2 separate regions of the Homo sapiens genome follow, and region 2 is linked to region 1. A link is an interaction called in ENCODE POLR2A ChIA-PET data of the cell type or tissue named here. Cell type or tissue: A673. All regions are shown on one strand. Links, peaks and the distances in the headings refer to the core of each region. The heading gives the core; the rest is flanking DNA. Region 1 overlaps NFX1 (nuclear transcription factor, X-box binding 1). Region 2 holds the start of UBAP2 (ubiquitin associated protein 2).

Evidence for each region. Peaks named below come from ENCODE experiments on the same cell type or tissue, not always from the same donor. Only the 100,000 strongest peaks of a DNase experiment are listed, where the experiment ranks them.
Region 2: POLR2A ChIA-PET joins it to region 1 with 10 read pairs; 3 of 35 experiments call an interaction of 5 or more read pairs at or near these places.

What each region holds. Positions count from the first base shown.
Region 1 is chr9:33,300,922-33,312,409 of GRCh38, forward strand. It overlaps NFX1 (nuclear transcription factor, X-box binding 1), which reads left to right. Exons shown (of 24, transcript NM_002504.6): 3 at 342-500; 4 at 2,270-2,347; 5 at 6,273-6,378; 6 at 10,185-10,256. Among named protein-coding and RNA genes, the nearest start is that of NFX1, 16 kb to the left of the region's middle. In A673, for the core only: no CTCF peak of the experiment used is centred there; no DNase peak of the experiment used is centred there.
Region 2 is chr9:34,037,510-34,048,997 of GRCh38, forward strand. UBAP2 (ubiquitin associated protein 2) reads right to left here and starts at 11,378. Exons shown (of 29, transcript NM_001370062.2): 1 at 11,316-11,378. RefSeq lists enhancers at 10,488-11,344, 11,345-11,488, 11,481-11,488 and silencers at 11,161-11,210, 11,361-11,450. In A673, for the core only: no CTCF peak of the experiment used is centred there; no DNase peak of the experiment used is centred there; H3K27ac peaks cover 490 bases.

The DNA.
Region 1 (11,488 bases), core at 3,023-5,522:
GAAAATAGAAAATGCAAAGCAAGATCCTGTATTGCCCAGTGGATCCTCAGGCTATGTTACAAGGGGCATTTGGCTACTCTGCTGTTTTCCTGGGAATGTTTCCTTAATTGTGGGAATCCCCACCTGAGTGTCTCCTTCCTAAATCCTCTTCCTCAGCAAATTCCTGCCCCTTTTTGGCCTCAGTCTGAATAGCCAGCTGCCTTACCCAGAATCAGATATCCCTTAAAATCTCTGTGTTTGGATTCTTCTCTTGAGTGACTTGCTGATCCTTGGTTGATTAAAGTGAGGAATGGTTTTTTGTGTTTGAGTTAATCTTTTTTGTTATTTTGTTTTTTAAACAGGTTCTCTAATTGAACAACTAACAACAGAAAAATACGAGTGCATGGTGTGCTGTGAATTGGTTCGTGTCACGGCCCCAGTGTGGAGTTGTCAGAGCTGTTACCATGTGTTTCATTTGAACTGCATAAAGAAATGGGCAAGGTCTCCAGCATCTCAAGCAGGTCAATTAATTCTCTCTTCTGAGTAGTTATTCTCCCCTATTTGATACGTTTAAGTATTATTAAGCCCAGCTTTAAAAATACAGTTTAATTTCTCTTAACTACTTTTTCTGCAGGGAGAGTATGTTACCTTGATCATGTGTTTCATATGACCAGAATTAAGTTATAGATCTTAAATAAACCAGCTAAACAACAATATTAAAATATATTTTAAGATACGACAAAATCAGTCACTCTTATTGAAAATGATGGCTTTTACTTATTATTTTTTCTTTGACCTACTGATTTTATTTCCTGTGGATACATAAACAGAAGTGTGATTGCAGGATCATATGGTAATTCTATTTTTAATTTATCTTCTTCTCATTTTTGGCCAGGCATGATGGCTCACGCCTGTAATCCCAGCGCTTTGGGAGGCCAAGGCAGGCGGATCATCTGAAGTCAGAAGTTCAAGATTAGCCTGGCCAACATGGCAAAACTCCATCTCTACTAAAGATATAAAAATTAGCCAGGCGTGGTGGCGGGCACCTGTAATCCCAGCTACTCGGGAGGCTGAGGCACAAGAATTGCTTGAATCCAGGAGGTGGAGATTGCAGTGATCTGAGATTGCACCACTGCCCTCCAGCCTGGGTGACAGAGCAAGACCCTGTCTCAAACAAACAAAAAAACATTTTTTTTTCATTTTTAAATTTTTACTATGCATACGTAATAGTTTACATGTTTATGGGGTACACATGATATTTTGATACAAGCGTACAATGTGTAATGATCAAATCAGGGTAATTGGCATATGGGGATTCCAACACCTCAAATATTTATCATTTCTTTGTGTTAGGAGCATCCCATTTCTACTCTTCTAGTTATTTTGAAATATATAATAAATTGTTGTTAGCCATAGTGCTACTAAACACTAGATCTTATTCCTTCTATCTAACTGTATTTTTTTTTTTTTTTTTTTTTTGAGACAGAGTCTTACTCTGTTACCCAGGCTGGAGTCCAGTGGTGTGATCATGTCTCACTGCAGCCTTGAATTCCTGGACTCAAATGATCCTCCTGCCTCAGACTCCCAAGCAGCTGAGACTACAGGCACATGCCACCACATCCAGCTAATTTTTTTTTTTTTTGAGACGGTCTGCTGTGTTGCCCAGTCTTGTCTTGAACTCCCAGGCTCAAGCAATTCTGCATCAGCCTCCTAAAATGCTGGGATTAGACACATGAGCCACCATGCCTAGCTAGTGGTTTTTTTTTGTTTGTTTTTGTTTTTTTTTTGAGAGGGAGTCTCACTCTGTTGCCCAGGCTGGAGTGCAGTGGCACGATCTCGGCTCACTGCAGCCTCCACCTCCCAGGTTCAAGTGATTCTTCTGCCTCAGCCTCCTGAGTAGCTGGGATTACAGGCGCGCACCACCACGCCCAGCTAATTTTTGCATTTTTAGTAGAGATGATGTTTCATCATGTTAGCCAGGGTGGTCTCAATCTCCTGACCTTGTGATCCACCCACCTCTGCTTCACAAAGCGCTGGGATTATAGGCATGAGCCACCACACCTGGCCTTTTTTTTTTTTTTTTTTTAATGAACCCCATATTTAGTGGAAAATGCTGTATTCAAGCTAAGCAGTCAGTATTGTGAATTTGTTCCTTAAATGTCTGATATGCTTAACATTGAAATTATTACCACTACTTCAATATTGTGTCTTCCTATAGATTTAAATTTTTTTAATTACATGTAGCTTTTGGAAGAAAATTTATTTGGCCTACTCCCATTTTTCCTGACAGATGGCCAGAGTGGTTGGAGGTGCCCTGCCTGTCAGAATGTTTCTGCACATGTTCCTAATACCTACACTTGTTTCTGTGGTAAGTTTGTTTATATACACTGGAGTCTCTTTTACTACATACATTGTACCTCAGTTCAGGAAAGGTGGTCTGCGGGGCATGTTTTAGAAGTTACTAATGAGACTTCAAAGCTCTAGGAGTCTATAAGACTGTAATTATGTGGTCCATCACACAGCTAGAGCCACAGCCTTTGTGCTCCTGGCAAGCTGTTCTGGAGATGGCCAACCAGGCTCATGCTGCTTCTGGGCTGTAGTGCTTGTCTCCTTGGTCTTGAGACCAGGCCTGACCATGTAGCAGAGATAGGTGTGGACGTGGGCTTCATCTCACCCCCAGCAGTTACAGCTTTGATAGTCCAGATTTGAGCAGTATGAGTAAATAATAGTGTTTATTTTAATCCTGGAAATAAGTCATTGGTATTTATAATCAGATTTTTTATAAACCAGCATTATAAACTCTATCCTGGCATCTTCCCTCTTTATGGAATACTTCTTTCTGTTTTTGAATATCTCAGTTCCCCCAAGTATTAGGGGAAAACTTCTTGTAACCCAGATGCTCATTCTTGCTGCTAGCCCATTTCTGCATGTTTTTTTTCCTTTCCTGCCTTTTAATGACTAACTTCCCTCTAGTTGTTGATTTTTCAGATTTTGTTTCTTTACTGTCTGTCTCCCTCCCTGAAGCATTGCATTTTTGCTTCTGTCTTGTTGCCTCACTGAAACCGTATTCAGAAATTACCAATGGGCCGGGCTTAGTGGCTCACGCCTGTAATCCCAGCACTTTGGGAGGCCAAGGTAGGTGGATCACCTGAGATCAGGAGTTCGACACCAGCCTGGCCAACATGGTGAAACCCCGTCTCTACTAAAATAAGTTAGCTGGGCATAGTGTTGCATGTCTGTAATCCCAGCTACTTGGGAGGCTGAGGCAGGAGAATCGCTTGAACCTGGGAGGCAGAGGTTGCAATGATCCAAGATCATGCCATTGCACTCCAGCCTGGGCGACAGAGTGAGACTCCATCTCAAAAAAATAAATAAATAAAATAAAAACAAAGAAATCACCAATGACTCCTTTCCAGCCATATCTAGGGCTGATTTTATAAGCTCATAATCTTTTTGGTAGAGTGATAGCCCTTGACACCTTTGACCATTCCCTTCTTGAAATAAGTAGCTCTTCCTGTTTGTTTCTGCATGCTCTCCTTATTTTTCTAACCAATTTGCTCATATTTCTCCTTTCCCATTACTTAGCTAGCAGCTTTCACAAAGAGTCAAGTCATTTACCATCAACTCTGAATCTTCTAGATGCAATACCTTGGTGAACTCTTTGACTTCCCCTTCTTTTCTTTCAATTCTTAACCACAGTATCATTTAAGATCTGACCCCAAACACCCTCTTACAAAGGAAGCTTTCCTTTGTTATTCTCTGTCTCACTTTGGCCTCTGTTTTATTTGGAATTTTCCGGTCTTACATGTTTTATTGACAGAATCTCAGCCTTAATAGATACTAAATTGGTATTAGATGAGGGAATAAATATTCTTGAATATACTACCAGAAAGGCAGCATGAAACTGGAAGTAAGAGATCAGTGGAAATTTGGGCAAATAGGACAATACCAATACTTAATACCTTATTTTGAAGGATTACATAAAGTACCACAATGGAATTAAAAATCTTGTTAAAGCCTCTACTGGCAAATTAGATGAGAGACTCTAAGGCAGTATAAGAATGTGGAGTGAAGGTCAAGATGATCTGAAAGTGGTAAAATGATGTGAGAATGCACATAAAGGCCTTATTTGCAGATGACTTTGCCCCACACTGTTCTTCCAGGGGACCATTAATTTAACATGTTTTTATTGAGAACTTATTAATGTTCAAGGCACTGTGAAGAAACAGAGGCGAATAAAACGGTTAACTTACCAGAGCTTACAGTCTAAGAGTTAAAACACAATTAGCCTGATACTCTGCTAGAAGTACAAAGTACTATGGGAGATCTTTGGGGTAGTTACGACTTACAGCTGGATGATTAAGAGAAGCCTTCTTGGAGGAGGTAGAATTGAACTGGCATTGTAAACTAGGTAAAATCTTTGTAGGCAGAAAGATATGTTGAAGGGAATAGCATAGGCAGTTCAAAATCAACAGGGTTTAGGGTATATTGGGAGAAGAGTGATTCATCCACTTACAGAGCCCAGGATCTATGATGGTAGGGGAGTGGGAGATGACTGGAAAGGAAGGGCTGACCCTTTGATACCAGTCTCAGATGTTGGGACTTCATTTGGAAGGCTGTGGGAAGCCACTGAGGGCATCAACATGATTCTTTATGGAGATTAGTTTGGTAGCAGTGAGTAGAGTATTTTGGAGCCTAAATAATTTGGGACTTATAATCCAGATGAAGAGTAGTACAAGCCTCTAAGGAGTGTGATAGAAAAATATGGTGTTAGGTTGATTCCTGACAGTAGTAGGAATGGGAGTCACCCAAAGTTTCATGCTTTTGGAAATGGTGATACCAAGGAAAAGGGCAGGTCAAAAGAAGAAGGTCTGGTGGGGACAGTGACTACAGTTTAGAAATGTTGAGCTGGAGGAGTGAGCAGAACATACAGTGAAATATGTCCAACAGGCAGGTAGCAATATTTGAGGAAAGACCAGGACTTAAGGATGAGAATCACAGCTGAGAGGAGTAGTTAAGACCCTAGCGGATGAAAGGGTACAGAGTGAGAAAAGGGTGTAATGCAGAACACTTGCAGGGGAAAGAAAAGCAAAAAACCCCAAAACATCATTTGGAGTCAGGGACAAAAGGTAGAGCTCTTGAGAGATGTTAGAGGAAAACCAGGGCACTGTATTGGAGCAAAAAAGCACAGAGGCAGGGAGGCTTTTGTGATAGTCTGGAGATGAGGTTTTGGCCAGTTAGAGAGGCAGGAACAGGAGAGCGATGAGGTGAGAGCCACTTTGTAGGAAAAATTGACACAACTTGGTGATTAAGTAGAAAGAGGTGTCAGAGATGACTGTAGTTTTTGAGCGTGTGTGACTCTGACAGAGTTGACGTCACTGACAGAAATAGGAAACCCTGAAAAGGGAGGAGTTATAGAGGGAAGATGTGAACTTTGACTGTGGATAAAGCCAGTTTGAGGTGACTGTGAAACCCCAAGCAAGAATGTTCAGCAGACATTTGGACATATGGGTCTGAAACTGAAGATTCAGGGCAAGAGAGAAAATGTGGATTTGGGGATCAATGGCCTTTAGGTGGATTGCACCTCTCAACATGAATAAAATTTCTGAAAGAGATAGTATAGAGAGAAAAGCAGAGGCCATGGACTGGGGATGGCTGCAATTTAGTGTGCAAATTGCCCAAGTGAGGATGAATTCCTCAAGGGCAAGGAGGAATCCTGTGCCTTCGTTTTACTCTTCCCTGTCTCTGCTGAGTCCATGGAAGATGTGCCATGAAGATTTGCAGTGACATTGATTATAAAAGTATAAGGTCTTTTATGCCGACTTTATAGTTCTGGAATAGGTGAGTTCCTGCTACTCGGGATTTATGTCCTTTCCATTTCTTACTGCCTCCCCCCTTTCCCCACGGTGCTCTTCTCTTATTCCCTCTCTCTGATCCTTCCAGCAGCAATTCGCATATCAGTTCAGAAGTCCAGTTATAGACGACTTGTCTTATAGGTATTTATCTTAAATTAAACGTTTCCATTAGTCAAGATAGTATTTTCGTAAGTAAAAGTGACTTTTTATTTATCTTTCCCAGGTAATCCAAGATTTAAGATTTATCATACTCAGTGAAACTTTTTATGAATAGCATTATATTTATCTTTTTATTTTAAGATATGGGATAATACATTTGTTGAAATAATAAAAACCACACTAAAGTTGCATGCTGCCTAGCTATACTTTACTGTTTCATTAAAGTTGAGAATGTGGTTGAAGTTTGTACCATTGACTCTCTGATCTGATATGTTCTAGGCAAGGTAAAGAATCCTGAGTGGAGCAGAAATGAAATTCCACATAGCTGTGGTGAGGTTTGTAGAAAGAAACAGCCTGGCCAGGACTGCCCACATTCCTGTAACCTGTAAGTTGGAATGCTAATTCCGTTGGGATTGCTGGTGGACATGCTTTGCTGGTGGCTCTAAGTAAACATACCTGGTTAGCATGTAATGGTTTGGGATGAAGGGTGATATGGGACCTCAGTAAATGGTCTCAAATCACCCTGTGCCAGGCACTCTACATCAGTTAACTTGTTGAATCCTTACCACAGCCCAGTAATAGATATTTACCATCTCTGCTTTACAGATGAGGCTCAGAAAGGCCAAGCCTCTTGCCCAGCATCACAGTGGCAGGGCGTGGATGGTGGAGCTAGGGTTTCCAAAGCCAGTGCTGCTTCCATTACATTACACTGCTTGCTTCTAAGAAGAAATGTGACTCATATGTTTTATCCCGCATTGATATCCAGGTCCAAGAGAATGTATGGGAGAACCTTCTGTCTGGGGAAAGACAATTGTTTAGGGTCCCGGTCGGACAGTATTTCCAAGATGTCAAGATGTCAATCTTTTTCTTTCTTTCTTTCTTTTTTTTTTTTTTTTTTTTTGAGACAGGGTCTCGCTTTGTCACCCAGGCTGGAGTGTGAGTGTGGTGGTGTGATCACAGCTCACTGCAACCGCCGCCTCTTGTGCTCAAGCCATCCTCCCACCTCATCCTCCTGAGTAGCTGGGACTACAGGCGTGTGCCACCACGCCTGGCTAATTTTTGTATGTTTTGGTAGAAATGGGGTTTTGCCGTGTTGCCCAGGTTGGTCTCGAACTCCTGGGCTCAAGCAATCTGCTCTCCTCAGCCTCCCAACATGCCAGGATTACTGGTGTGAGCCACCACACCCAGCCATAGGATGTCAGTCTTTTCCCTACAATAAATAGCCAGCTGTAGATTATATCCATAAGCCAGACACGGTGGCTCATGCCTATAATCCCAACACGTTGGGAAGCCAAGGCAGGAGGATTGCTTGAGGCCAGGAGTTCTAGACCAGACTAGGCAACAAAATGAGACCCCGTCTCTACAAAAAAATTTAAAATTAGCCAGCTGTGGTGGCACACACCTGTAGTCCCAGCTACTTGGGAGGCTGAGCAAGGAGGATCATTTGAGTCCAGGAGTTCACGGCTGCAGTGAGCTGTGATTGCACTATTGCACTCCAGCCTGGGCAACAAAGCAAGACCATGTCTCTAAAAATAATAAATAAATAAATAAGTAGACTGTATGCAGTCAGCTTCTAAATACCAAAAAATGCACAGTAATAGAAAAACAGTTGATCAGTTACAAATAAATTTCTACAGGCCTTAACCTCAGACAAAGGTTTAAATCTTAGGTTCAAGTTACTTAAATAGTTATGTAACCTTGGACAAGTTATTAATTTATCTAAGCCTGCATCTGTAAAATAATAATGATAGTAATAATAACACTTATAGGGTTCTATGAAAATTAAATGAATTAGTGCATCTATGCGGCTCGATATAGAGTCTTTCTGGCAAGTGATCAAAAAATGACAATTCTTACTTTTACTACCCAAATCTAAGAGTAAACCAGACATCAGAGTGTTATCTTGGTATTTCTACTGCTTGGAGGAGGGATAATATTGGACCAGGGCCTTGTGATCAAGGCATGGTGGTGGCGCTGGGGAAATGTCAGTGGGGGTAGAGCTGTTTTAAACTGGGCTAGACAGCATGGCCTGTGATCTGCTGGGCAGTCAGATACCTCATTCCCTTTGACTGCTCGCATAGGTCCTTCCTTAGGAAGGAGTTAAGCTATTCTTGCCATTAGTTGTCATTTTCAGTAAATTCAGTAATAAGAAGTTAATCCTGGCTGGGCGCGGTGGCTCATGCCTGTAATCCCAGCACTTTGGGAGGCCAAGGCGGGTGGATCACGAGGCCAGGAGATCGAGACCATCCTGGCTAAGACGGTGCAACCCTGTCTCTACTAAAAATATAAAAAATTAGCCGGGTGTGGTGGTGGGCACCTGTAGTCCCACCTACTGGAGAGGCTGATGCAGGAGAATGGCGTGAACCCGGGAGGCGGAGGTTGCAGTGAGCCGAGATCATGCCACTGCACTCCAGCCTGGGCTACAGAGCAAGACTCCGTCTCAGAGAAAAAAAAAAAAAACTTAATCCTCTGCATGGACTATTTTTCCAAACCCTTCATGACTACCAGAGATTAAAACTGTTGCAGATCAAGTGATCAGCACCATGTCTGAAAGAAAAGAACACCTTAAAACCTGCTCCTGCTCTTTTGTGGCTCTGGAGCTTTCACACTTGACTTGGGAACTTTCTTTTACTTTCAGGACCATAGAAGCCCATTCCCCAGTAGCACTTTTCTGGTCTCCAAGAAAGCTTTGCTTTCTCTCATTTACACTTGTTAGGACTCAAAAGTGACAGAGACAGGGTCTCGCTCTGTTGCCCAGGCTTGAGTGCAGTGGTGCTATCGTAGCTCACTGCACCCTTGAACTCCTGGGCTCAAGCGATCCTCCCACCTCAGCCTCCCAAAGTGCTGAGAGTACAGGCATGAGCCACCATGCCTGGTGTGAACATCAATATTTTTAAAAGCTCTCCAGGCACTTCCAATATATAGCCAGTGTTGTGGACCTCTGGTCTAAAAGTTAAGAAAACCTGAGATTGAGGAGATTGAGTCCAGGCTTCTGAGATATTTGACATAACCTAGAATCACCCACACCTGACAAGCAATGAAAATTGTTTCACCCGAAAGGATTGAGGTATATATAAAATATAACTGTTGAATAATGATACTCATCTTTAAAGAAACATGCTTAAACTTATGTCTCCTATGGGTATTGTCTATCAAAATGAGTCATCTTAGAAGACTAGACACTTGTTCCTGGATTGTTTTCAATGTTTAAACTTTATTTAAGAATTATCAGAGCTTGTTTAGGAGTTTCATAGAAACTAAACATTCCAGCCAGACCACTTTATAAGCACACTAATGTTTTACAGCAAATTCTGTTACCCATCTGATTAATTAGTCTTGGCTCTGATTGGCTTTTGATTCCCAAAGGGTTGTAATTTGCCACCTAGAATATACCCCTCCTACTCCAAAAACAGTTGTCGTAGAAGTTCCCAAAATGTTTTAAGTAGTGGTATTTCTGTACCACTGTGTAATTTGCCAAAGTGTCTGCTTTGAAGAGGGCAGTATATATTTGAATATACAAATTCCGTATTGTAACTTTTTTCTATTGGTCTCTATAATATAGCTCCTAAAATAGCATTTTTCAGAGGGCTAATTCTGACCTATAGCATATCACTCAGCCCAGTTCTTTCCATGACCCCCTTCCCTTTCATTCTCTCCATGTTACTCACTAGCATGCCTCCCCTCATGTCAGCCTTCTTTTCACTGTTCCATTGTTTGCCCAGTGCCTGATTATTACTTCACTAGCTGATAGTATGTCTGTACTTCTTACGGACCAGGTAGATTTGAGTTCTATTACTTTGCTTAGACTCTGATCTTCTACAGGACCCTATTAGCCATTCTGCCTTTTACCTGAGTAGCAAACTATTTTTATCCCCACACACTGCTGTAAGTGGGCCAAGACTGTATTTGAAAATGTCATCTTTGACTCTCAGACCCAAATATAACCAGTATTTTGACTTGGGATTTACTTCTGTGGTTAAATAGTCTGTGGTGATAATGATGTCGATTTTTTGCACATAAAAGTACAGTTGATATCTTTGTTCAAATAGTTTAATCAACTTTAAACAAATACAAAGACATGTCATAGTAGATGTATTTGTTGCCATATTCACAATAAGACCCAGCTGGGACAGCTTTGTTCGGGTTTGGATACATGGCTGTGGTTTATTCAGTGAAACCTTTCTCTTTCAGTCTCTGCCATCCAGGACCCTGCCCACCCTGCCCTGCCTTTATGACAAAAACATGTGAATGTGGACGAACCAGGTAAAGTTAAAATTACACCCTAAAGAAGACCTCAGTTTTCACATGCATGATTGACTTGTGAATTTCTGAAATAAAAGAATAGTAGGTAGATACAAATAAATGGTAGGCATGAATAGTACTTTTTTTTTTTCAGGAGTGAAAGTTTATTAAAAAGCTTTAGAACAGGAAGGAAAGGACAGAAGGAAAGTACAACTTGGAAGAGAGCCAAGTGGGCAACTTGAGAGACCAAATGTGCCATGGATAGTACTTTTCTGTAACTAGTAGTTCCCTGTGCTGCCCATGACCCTATTTTGTAATCTTATAAGTGATTAAGAAGTTATATGCACAATGAGATTGTGAGACTACCCATTATTTCGGGTAAAATACCAAAGTGACAAGGATTTTTTTTTTTTTGAGACGGAGTCTCGGTCTGTCACCCATGCTGGAGTGCAGTGGTGCGATCTCGGCTCACTGCAACCTCTGCTGCCTGGGTTCAAGCAATTCTCCTGCCTCAGCCTCCCAAGTAGCTGGGATTACAGGCGCCTGCCACCGCACCTGGCTAGTTTTTGTATTTTTAGTAGAGATGGGATTTCACCATCTTGGCCAGGCTGGTCTTGAACTATTGACTTCGTGATCCACCCGCCTCGGCCTCCCAAAGTGTTGGGATTACAGGCATGAGCTACCGCGCTCGGTCGGCAAGGATTTTTTTTTTAACCTCTCTAAGTGGGTGACAGAACCAGGAGTTGAACCCAGGCCTAAGGAGGCTGGGACCAGTTTCCTGTGCCTAGCACAGTATCTGGCATCTAAGAGTCTTTTAATGAATATTGTTGAATGAAAGAATAGGTGACTCCAGAGCCCACCCTTGTTCCATTATAATACAAGGTCTCCTACATCATTAGTACAAGGATTACTGATAGCTGTGGAGTGTCTCTGAGGCCCAGTAAGATCTTAAAATGATTTTTGAACCACAGGATGAGATGAATCATGCAGATTTTCGGTGAGGTGCGTTTGTTTAGCCTTTACTGAACTTATGTGGACAGCCATGTGGCCTGAGATTACATGTAAGTGTTTTGACTCAGAAAGGTCAGATCCTGGTTCTGTCACTTACTGGTTGTTGATTCTGGGCAAGTTGCTTGGTCTCACTGAACCTCATTTTTCTTATAAAGTAGAAATAATAGTGTCTACTTCAAGGGGTTACTGTTAGCCATGGTGCTAGGCAGAATGGCAGCATAATAGGCTAGTGTTAGCCATTA
Region 2 (11,488 bases), core at 6,532-9,031, 740 kb after region 1:
TTCAAAACTTAGGGTTGGCATAGCAGTCATGGAATACATATTTTTAGACTTTCCAAAAGCCCCAAAAAGTTACATTTTATCCTACAATAAATTAGCAATTTACTTAGCATTGATGAAAATTACCTGAACTAAGTAACAGCAGTAGTTATTTCTTGCTTATCAGATGACCTGACTGGCAATTATATCTGATAAATAATTGAGAAAATAATCATCTGAGAAAAGGATTATCATTCAGTAGTGTACTTCAGTCACAATATGTAAATACACAAACCCTGACTGGATGGGAAAAGAGGCTATAAAAATACTTCAGTGACAATATGTAAATACAGAAACCCCGACTGGATGGGAAAGAGGCTATAAAAATACATTTTGTGGGCCTACAGCAGCTGCTCACGCCTATAATCCCAACACTTTGGGAGGCTGAGGTGAGCACTTGAACCCAGAAGTTGAAGACCAGCCTGTGCAATATGATGAAACCCTGTCTCTACAAAAAAAAAAAAAAAAAAAAAATTAGCTAGGCACGGTGGCACAAATCTGTAGTCCCAGGTACCCAAGAGGCTAAGGTGGATCATCTGAGCACGGGGAGTTCAAGGCTGCAATGAGCTAGGATTGCACCACTGCACTCCAGCCTGGGAAAAAAAAAAAAAAAAAAAAAAAAAGGTCGGGCGCGGTGGCTCCTGCCTGTAATCCCAGCACTTTGAGAGGCTGAGGTGGGAAGATCATGAGGTCAGGAGTTCAAGACCAGCCTGGCCAACACAGTGAAACTCTGTCTCTATTAAAAATACAAGCCTCCCCTCTCCCCACGGTCTCCCTCTGATGCCAAGCCAAAGCTGGACTGTACTGCCGCCATCTCGGCTCACTGCAACCTCCCTGCCTGATTCTCCTGCCTCGGCCTGCCAAGTGCCTGCGATTGCAGGCGCGCGCCGCCACACCTGACTGGTTTTCGTATTTTTTTGGTGGAGACGGGGTTTCGCTGTGTTGGCCGGGCTGGTCTCCAGCTGCTAACCGCGAGTGATCTGCCAGCCTAGGCCTCCTGAGGTGCCGGGATTGCAGACAGTGTCTCATTAACTCAGTGCTCAATGTTGCCCAGGCTGGAGTGCAGTGGCGTGATCTCGGCTCACTACAACCTCCACCTCCCACCCGCCTGCCTTGGCCTCCCAAAGTGCCGAGATTGTAGCCTCTGCCCGGCCGCCACCCCGTCTGGGAAGTGAGGAGCATCTCTGCCTGGCCGCCCATCGTCTGGGATGTGAGGAGCCCCTCTGCCCTGCTGCCCAGACTGGGAAGTGAGGAGCGCCTCTTCCTGGCCGCCATCCCGTCTAGGAAGTGAGGAGCGTCTCTGCCCGGCCGCCCATCGTCTGAGATGTGGGGAGCGCCTCTGCCCCGCCACCCCGTCTGGGATGTGGGGAGCGCCTCTGCCCCGCCACCCCATCTGGGATGTGAGGAGCGCCTCTGCCCGACCGCGACCCCGTCTGGGAGTTGAGGAGCGTCTCTGCCCGGCCGACCCGTCTGAGAAGTGAGGAGCCCCTCCGCCCAGCAGCCGCCCCGTCTGGGAAGTGAGGAGCCCCTCCGCCCGGCAGCCACCCCGTCTGGGAAGTGAGGAGCGTCTCCGCCCGGCAGCCGGCCCGTCTGGGAGGTGGGGGGCAGCCTCCGCCCAGCCAGCCGCCCCTTCCGGGAGGGAGGTGGGGGGCAGCCCCCGCCCGGCCAGCCGCCCCGTTGGGGAGTTGGGGGGCGCCTCCGCCTGGCCGCCGCCCCGTCCGAGAGGTGGGGGGGGCGCCTCTGCCCGGCCACCCCTTCTGGGAAGTGAGGAGCCCCTCTGCCCGGCCGCCACCTCATCTGGGAGGTGTACCCAACTGCTCATTGAGAACGGGCCATGATGACGATGGCGGTTTTGTCGAATAGAAAAGGGGGAAATGTGGGGAAAAGATAGAGAAATCAGATTGTTGCTGTGTTTGTGTAGAAAGAAGTAGACATAGGAGACTCCATTTTGTTCTGTACTAAGAAAAATTCTTCTGCCTTGGGATGCTGTTAATCTATAACCTTACCCCCAACCCCGTGCTCTCTGAAACATGTGCTGTGTCCACTCAGGGTTAAATGGATAAAGGGCGGTGCAAGATGTGCTTTGTTAAACAGATGCTTGAAGGCAGTTAAGAGTCATCACCACTCCCTAATCTCAAGTACCCAGGGACACAAACACTGCAGAAGGCCGCAGGGACCTCTGCCTAGGAAAACCAGAGACCCTTGTTCACTTGTTTATCTGCTGACCTTCCCTCCACTATTGTCCTATGACCCTGCCAAATCCCCCTCTGCGAGAAACACCCAAGAATGATCAATAAATACTAAAAAAAAAAAAAAAAAAAAAAAAATACAAGCCGCACACGGTGGCTCACGTCTGTAATCCCAGCACTTTGGGAGGCCGAGGCGGGCGATCACCTGAGGTCGGGAGTTCAAGACCAGCCTGATGAACATGGAGAAACCCCGACTCTACTAAAAGTACAAAATTAGCCGGGGGCATGGTGGCACATGCCTGTAATCCCAGCTACTTGGGAGGCTGAGGCAGGAGAATCACTTGAACCCAGGAGGCGGAGGTTGCGTTGAGCCAAGATCACGCCATTGCACACTAGCCTGGGCGACAAGGGCTAGACTCCGTCTCAAAAAAAAAAAAAAATTAGCCAGGTGTGGTGGCACGTGCCTGTAGTCCCAGCTACTAGGGAGGCTGGGGCAGAAGAATCCCTTAAACTCGGGAGGCGGAGGTTGCAGTGAGCCGAGCCCACGCCATTGCACTCCAGCCTGGGTGACAGAATGAGACTCTGTCTCAAAAAAAAAAAAAAAAAAAAAAAAGGGACAGAAAACAAACACACAGGCCAGCCAACTAGAAGACTAAATATAATGGCAGACATATATCCAAAATATCTGTAATTACAACAGATATGAATGGTCTCCATGCTCTAGTTAAAGAGGTTAGCTGATGGCTCACTCCTACAATCCCAGCACTTTGTGCGGGTGAGGTGGGAAGATCACTTGAGCCCAGGAGTTCACGACCAGCCCAGCCAACATAGCGATACACTCTAATTAATTAAAAAGAAGTTAGCAAGTTGCTAACTTAACAAAGCAAAATCCAGCTATGTGGCGTTCATGAAAGATATATCTAGAACATCCCACTACAATTGGCTAAAACTAAAAAGGCAACATAAAATGTTGGCAAGGATGTAGAACTCTTAAACCACTCAGTCTTTGAGAATGAATTCCCAATTCTTAGGGCATCCACTCTGTGTATAAGCTGAACTTTTTCCAGACACCTAGAATGAAATTCATTATGTACCATCCTTGACAGATTTGAGAAAATAGTAACTCAACTTTCTGTGTTCTGTGGTTCAGCTGACAAGCCTGAGAACAACTGTGCAACATGTGGAAAACACTTTAGCATTACTTAGTAAAAGTTACACATACCCTACATACAAACCAAAAATTCCACTCTCAGTTATGTAGTCTTGAGAAAATGGACTTTGTTTGTTGTGGGCAGGGTGGCAAATGTCCACATGAGGACAAGTAAAATTGGTAATCTCAAAAAACTGGAAATGAGACAAATATCCATCAACAATGAAATAGACAACATATGGCACATCCTTACAATGTAACCTCATACTACTATAAGAAATCAACGGGCCGGGCACGATGGCTAACACCTGTAATCCCGGCACTTTGGGAGGCCGAGGTGGGCAGATCGCTGGAGGTCAGGAGTTCGAGACCAGCCTGCCCAACATAGTGAACCCACAGCTCTACTAAAAATGCAAAAAAAAAAAAAAAAATTAGCCAGGCATGGTGGTGCCTGCCTGTAATCCCAGCTACTTGGGAGGCTGAGGCAGGAGAATTGCTTGAACCCAGGAGGCAGAGGTTGCAGTGAGCCAAGATCGCACCATTGCACTCTAGCCTGGGCAACAAGAGCAAACTCCATCTCAAAAAAAAAAAAAAAAACAAACAAGAGTCCATGACCAGCCTGGCCAACATGGTGAAACCCCGTCTCTACTAAGAATACAAAAATTAGCTGAGCATGGTGGCAGGTGTCTGTAATCCCAGCTACTCGGGAGGCCGAGGCAGGAGAATTGCTTGAACCAAGGAGGCAGAGGCTGCAGTGAGCTGAGAAGCCGAGATCGTGCCACTGGCATTCCAGCCTGGGCAAAAGAGCAAGACTCCGTCTTATAAAACAAAACAAAGAAAAAAGAAATCTACATGGGGGCTGGGTGCAGTGGCTCATGCCTGTAATACCAGAACTTTGGGAGGCCGAAGCAGGCAGATCACCTGAGGTCAGGAGTTCGAGACCAGCCTGGCTAACACAAGGAAACCCCGTCTCTACCAAAAAATACAAAAATTAGCCAGGCATGGTGGCGGGCACCTGTAGTCCCAGCTATTTGGGAGGCTGAGGAAGGAGAATCGCTTGAACCCGGGAGGTGAATGTTGCAGTGAGCCAGGATCGAGCCACTGCACTCCAGCCTGAGCAACAGACTGAGACCCTATCTCAAAAAAAAGAAATCAACATGGATAAATCTCAAGCATGTAAGAGTGAAAGAATCAAGCATCAGAAGAATCATACAATTCTTACATTGAGAATAAGACTGAAAATGGGCACTATTAAACCATATGTTGCTTACGGATATACATATAAGGTAAAATTATTGTAAAAAAGTAACAGTAGGCTGGGGTGGTGGCTCATGCCTGTAATCCCAGCACTTTGGGAGCTCAGGTGGGCGGATCATGAGGTCAGGAGTTTGAGACCAGCCTGGCCAACACAGTGAAACCCCATCTCTACCAAAAATACAAAAAATTAGCCAGGCGTGGTGGCGGGCACCTATAATCCGAGCTACTCGGGAGATGGAGGCTGGAGATTCGCTTGAACTTGGGAGGTGGAGGTTGCAGTGAGCTGAGATCGGGCCACTACACTTCAGCCCAGGCGATAGTGCAAGACTCCGTCTCAAAAAAAAAAAAAAAAAAAGGAACAGTAGAACCTGCAGAGTGACTCATACCTATAATCCCAGGACTCTGGGAGGCCAAGCAGGAGGATCACTTGAGTCCAGGAGTTCAAGACCACCCTGGGCAACATAGCTAGACCTTGTCTCTATTTTAAAACAACAACACAAAGGAATAGTAAACCTATAATGTAGGGTAATGGTTACCTCAAGGAAAGCGAAAAGAAATGCCTTGGGAGCTGGCATACACAGGAGACTTCCAGGTAGCAGTAATGTCCTATTTCTTGGTTGTTCATTTTACTTTTTTTTTTTAATTTTACATATGGGGCCAGGCATTAAGCTCACACCTGTAATCTCAGCACTTTAGTAGGCCAAGGCAGGAGGATCACTTTAGCCTAAGAGACCAGCCTGGGCAACATAGCAAGACTCCTCTCTACAAAAAGAAAAATTAGCTGAGCATGGTGATGCATCCCTGTGGTCCAAGCTACTCAGGAGGCTGAGGTGGGAGGATGCCTTAATCCTGGGAGATAGAGGCTGCAGTGAGCCATGATCATGCCAAGACACTCCATCCTGGGCGACAAAGCAAGACCCTGTCTCCAAAAAAAACAACTCTACATATGTGTTTACCCCCAACCACCTTCTACGTTATACAATGACAACTCTACATGTTTTTATGCCTCATATATCATCTACGGTATGTATGCTGTTTTTTGGGTTTTTCTTCTGAGACAGGGTCTGTCACCCAGGCTGAAGTGCAGTGGCACAATCACAGCCCACTGCAGTCTCAACCACCCAGGCTTAAGCAATCCTCCAACCTCAGCCTCCTGAGTAGCTGGGACTACAAGCACACCATGCCCAGCTAATTTTTGTATTTTTAGTAAAGACAGGGTTTTGCCACGTTGTCTAAGCTGCTCTCCAACTCCTGGGCTCAAGTGATTCACCTGCCTCGGCCTCCCAAAGTGCTGGGATTACAGGCATGAGCCACCACACCCAAACTATGCTGTATTTTTCAATAAAAATCAGCAAGTATGCAAAGTATGATCCTATTATTTATGGAGATAGGGTCTCACTCTGTCACCCAAGCTGGAGTGCAATGGCACAATCATAGCTCACTGTGGCCTCAAGCAATCCTCCCACCTCAGCCTCACAAGTAGATGGGACTCTGGGTACATGCAATCATGCCCAGTTAATTTTTACATTTTTTTTATAGAGACAGGGTCTCACTATATTGCCCACGCTGGTCTCGAACTCCTGCTCAAGAAATCCTTCCACCTCAGCCTCCCAAAGCGTTGGAATTACACGCAGGAGCCATGGAGCCAGGCTCCAACTTTTTTTTTTTTTAAACATATACTCCATGTTTCAGGGGGAAAAAAAAGGCCAGGCACAGTGGTCCACAACTGTAATCTCAGCACTTTGGGAGGCCGAAGCAGGTGGATCACCTGAGGTCAGGAGTTCAAAACCAGCATGGCCAAAATGACAAAATCCTGTCTCTACAAAAAATACGAAAATTATCAGAGCACGGTGGCAGGCTAATCGCTTGAACCCAGTAGGCGGAGATTGCAGTGAACAGAGATCACACCACTGCACTCTGGCCTGGGTGACAGAATGAAACTCCACCTCAAAAAAAAAAAAAAAAAAAAAAATTAGCCGGGCGCGGTGACTCACGCCTGTAATCCCAGCACTTTGGGAGGCCGAGGCGGGCAGATCACACACGAGGTCAGGAGATCAAGACCATCCTGGCTAACACGGTGAAACCTTGTCTCTACTAAAAATACAAAAAATTAGCCAGGCTTGACAGCACACGCCTGTAGTCCCAGCTACTCGGGAGGCTGAGGCAGGAGAATGGCGTGAACCTGGGAGGCGGAGTTTGCAGTGAGCCGAGATAGCGCCACTGCACTCCAGCCTGGGCAAGAGAGCAAGACTCTGTCTCGAAAAAAAAAAAAAATTAGCTGGGCGTGGTGATGCATGCCTGTAGTCCCAGCTGCTTGGGAAGTTGAGGCACAAGAATCACTTAAGCCAGGGAGGCAGAGGTTACAGTGAGCCAAGGCACCACAGCACTCCAGCCTGGGCGACAGAGAAAGACTGTCTCAAGAAAATAAAAATAAAAGAAGAAGCCAGGTGTGGTGGCTCACGCAAGTAATCCCAGCACTTTGGGAGGCCAAGGCAGGTGGATCACCTGAGGTCAGGAGTTCCAAGACCAATATGGCCAACATGGTGAAATCCCATCTCTACTAAAATTACAAAAATTAGCCAAGTGTGTTGGCAGGCGCCTGTAACCCCAGCTACTCAGGAGGCTGAGGCAGGAGCATCACTTGAACCCGGTGGGCAGAGGTTGCAGTGGGCGAAGATCGTACCACTGCACTCCAACCTGGGTGACAGAGCGAGACTCCATCTGTAAATAAATAAATAAATAAATGAAGAGTATTACCTAGTCTTAAATAAAACACCTACTCTACTCCTTAATGTGAGCCCTATTTCATACTTCAAATCCAAATAGTTAACTGGATTCCAATTCAATTATGCTATGTCCAGCATGAAAATTAGTTATCAAAAAATGGAAACTTATCAAACATTGTTTACAAACGGGTAAAAAAAGGCTGGGCGCCGTGGCTCACCCCTGTAATCCCAGCACTTTGGGAGGCCGAGGCGGGCGGATCACGAGGTTAGGAGATCAAGACCATCTGGCTAACACTGTGAAACCCCGTCTCTAATAAAAATACAAAAAATTAGCCGGGCGTGGCGGCAGGCGCCAGTAGTCCCAGGTACTCGGGAGGCTGAGGCAGGAAAATGGCATGAACCCAGAAGGCGGAGCTTGAAGTGAGCCGAGATTGCACCACTGCACTCCAATTTGGGCAACAGTGAGACTGTCTTCAAAAAAAAAAAAGGGTAGAAAAAAATAAAAATTAAAAAAAAAATTTTTTTTTGAGACGGAGTCTTGCTCCATCCAGGCTGGATGAAGTCCAATGGCACATGGCTCACAGCAACCTCCACCTCCCAGGTTCAAGCAATTCTACCGCCTCAGCCTCTGGAGCAGCTGGGACTACAGGCACGCGCCACCACACCAGGCTCATTTTTGTATTTTTAGTAGAGACGGGGTTTCACCATGTTGGTTAGGTTAGTCTCGAACTCCCGACCTCGTGACCCGCCCGCCTCCGCCTCCCAAAGTGCTGGGATTACAGACATGAGCCACAGTGCCCAGTCACAAAAGAAAATTTTTAAGGAGCATCTTTGAGAAACTTAAAAAATGTCAAGTAAACTCAGCAGGAAATATCAGCATAAGTGGTTTACATTAAAATTGTAAAAACTAATCTGATAAATTTGATTCTTTGAGTTAGTAAAAAAAGGATCCTATTCCTAAATACTTGATAGTTGGGGCAAAATTACTTCAAAATCTACCACAAAGATTACATGGTGATATTCCCTACATGTCCTCCCTCTCTTTGCCTTCCTTCAGGTTGTATCTCCACTCTTTGGAAAAAACGGCTGCTTCTAAAATCTATCAGAGATCTACTAACTTACCAGTCAACACCATGGGTACCATAACACTTAGCTTTTAAGAACGCTCCATTTACTCAAAATAACAACTAAGAGCTCCATTTACTCAAAATAACAACTAAGAATGAACGGGTATTTGCTGACATACAGGTTTCTCACAAGGAAAAATAAAGACAGATGTGCTTAAGGGCAGAGAACTTTACAATCTGTAAATGCCTGCAGACTGCTTCTTTAGAGCAGGCATTAACCCTTGCTAATATACTTAACCACCCCCACCCCCCAACCCCACAAAGTGTCTTATTAACAAAGGAAATCTTAACAATAAATCATCATTTAAAAAAAAAAAAAAGAGGACTGGGAAATCAACAATTCAAAGCTAACATTTTAGAAGTAAAGGCTTCATGCCGGGCGGGGTGGCTCACGCCTGCAATCCCAGCACTTTGGGAGGCAGGCGGATCACGGGGTCAGGAGATCAAGACCATCCCGGCTAACACAGTGAAACCCCATCTCTACTGAAAAATACAAAAAATTAGCCGGGCGTGGTGGTGGGTGCCTGTAGTGCCAGCTACTCGGGAGGCTGAGCCAGGAGAATGGCGTGAACCCGGGAGGCGGAGCTTGCAGTGAGCCGAGATCAGGCCACTGCACTCCAGCCTGGGCGACAGAACAAGACTCCATCTCAAAAAAAAAAAAAAAAAAAAAAAAAAAAAGAAGGCTTCACTTCAGACCACTCCAAACCTTCAAGAAAGGTTTGTACTTTCTACACATATTTTATACTTAAGAGGGTAGATACCGGGACCAGTTCCCATCACAATACAAGTACATATTGAAATAAACCTATTAGTCTACATGTTCTCACACCATCACACCATTTCTCCCCATACAATAAAAGTCACTCAGGCTAATACTAAGAGAGACACTCCTGGTGATCACTACATAGACTGCACTAGTAACCAGGAAAGGGAAGCAGAGGTGTTATTGTTGTTCCAATATAGTTCTAAAGGCAACTCCATGTGACTACTGCTGATCCAGCCCACATTTAAAGGGAGGACAGAGGAAACCAGAGCAGCAGGAAACAGGCAAGAGAGGCAATTACCACAACCCTTTCCCATGGCCTCATTCTCTCCCATGCCACCACTTTCGGGCATATTTCAATCACAACAAAAACCTTCCTTCTCTGAAAGGTTTCATAATTATTGAGGGTGAGAGGCAACAGGGAAGCAAATGGGGGAAATCAGCGCTGTGGGAAAATCTCTCGTCACACGTATCAACTAGCCATAAGTAGGAAAATCAGGAGTATGCTGGCAGCAAGCAAAAGGGCAGTTTGGGAAACTAATCACTTCTGCCTAATGATAAGAGAAGCCTTCAAAGCAATGGAAGGACAACCCTAGCGAAGGGGCTCCACAGGTGAGTGTATTGAAGGAAACTATCATCTCCAGGGAGTGGAATACATTCCCTTTCCTGAGGTAAAAGGGGAACACACCAATGTAGGATACGGGAGAGCTTAGGTATCATGTTCAACTTCCTTCCACCTTTCACAAACTGGCACTAAAACGGATACACAATTCACAGTGAAAAGTGAGGAATGCAATAACTAGTCGCATACCCCTTGTTGAAAAAAGTGCTGTCACAACGGAAGAGGAATATAAGAACTGGGTTCACCCAAGAAATTATATGCCCTTCAAATAAAAGATAATCTTTGGATACCTTATGGAGACCTGAAAAAACCCTCAACTAGCTGAGCACCGTGGTGCACACTGTAATCCCAGATACTCAGGAGGCTGAGGTGAAAGAATCGCTTAAACCCAGGAGCTGGAGGCCAGCCTGGGCAACATATGGAGACCATATCTCTAAAATTAATAGTAATTTTTTAAAATCTCTCAACTGTTAGGATACACTGGTGCTGTAGAAAGACAATAAGCCTAAATACTGGCAAACCATATACCTTCCTTGAATGTGAGGTAAAAACAATATCCAATAGAAGTGGTAGTAAATGACTGGATTACATCAAACAGGAAATAACAGTAATAATGATGGGATCAACCCCTAAAGCGAGCAAGCATTAGAGACCAGAGTGGTGACAGTTGAGATGCGTGGGCAACTAATTAGACTAAAAACTCAGGGGAAAATGTGGAAAAGCCGAGTGGGAAAGTGATTCAGAGGCAAACAACTGAGTTGTAATGCACCAATGAAAGAATAACATTTTGAGTATGTATTATTAACAGAGAGAGCTTTGCCGTTTACAAAGCGCTCAAAAACCTACATTAAATAATGAACTGTGATATAACCAGACTACAGGAACGGCGGGTGTGGAGGAAAACTGAGTCCCAATTGAGACCAATGCCCTACAGAATTGAAAAGAAGTAGAACTGAACTGTGACTCCGGGTAAGCCAGGAAAGGTTAGAGAGCGCATAAGTTGGGGCTATAACAGGGCCAGTCCCAAGACTAGCTACGGGCGTGAAAGCGGAAAGGTGATGAGATGGGACCGACAGCGTGGCGGGGAAGCTCCAGTCTACTGGCAGGCACCGAGGTGGGAGAGAAAACCACACCCTCCAGGGCAGAAACCCGAAAGGGGGGAGGGGAGGCACCCCTGGGGCTGGGTGGGGCCCAGCCGACCTGGACGGGGGAAAGTAGGAAGAAGCACAGGGCAACGTGAGGGGAAGAGGAAGGAGGGAGCCCGGGCCTGGACGTAGAGGGACCGTGGACCTGGCGAGTGAAGCTCGGCCCGGTCCTCACGGGTGGGCGCCGGGGCAGTCTGCAGGCGGTGGGGTTTCAGACGAGCTGAACCCAGAATTAGAAAGCACACGCTGCAGCGCTCAGGGCCCTGGAAGAGGGAAGGAGAGGGAGAGGATGGCAATTACCGCTGCTGCTCTCGGAGGACCCAAGACCCGCTGCCGCCGCCGCCGCTCGTTACCTGCCAATGTGCCTCTTACAAAGCGGCGGCGGCGGCACAGGCTGCCCAACCCGTCACGTGACCTCGCGTCACGGGCGAAGGAGGAGCCACAACACGTCGCTCGTGCGCGGCTTCAGAGTC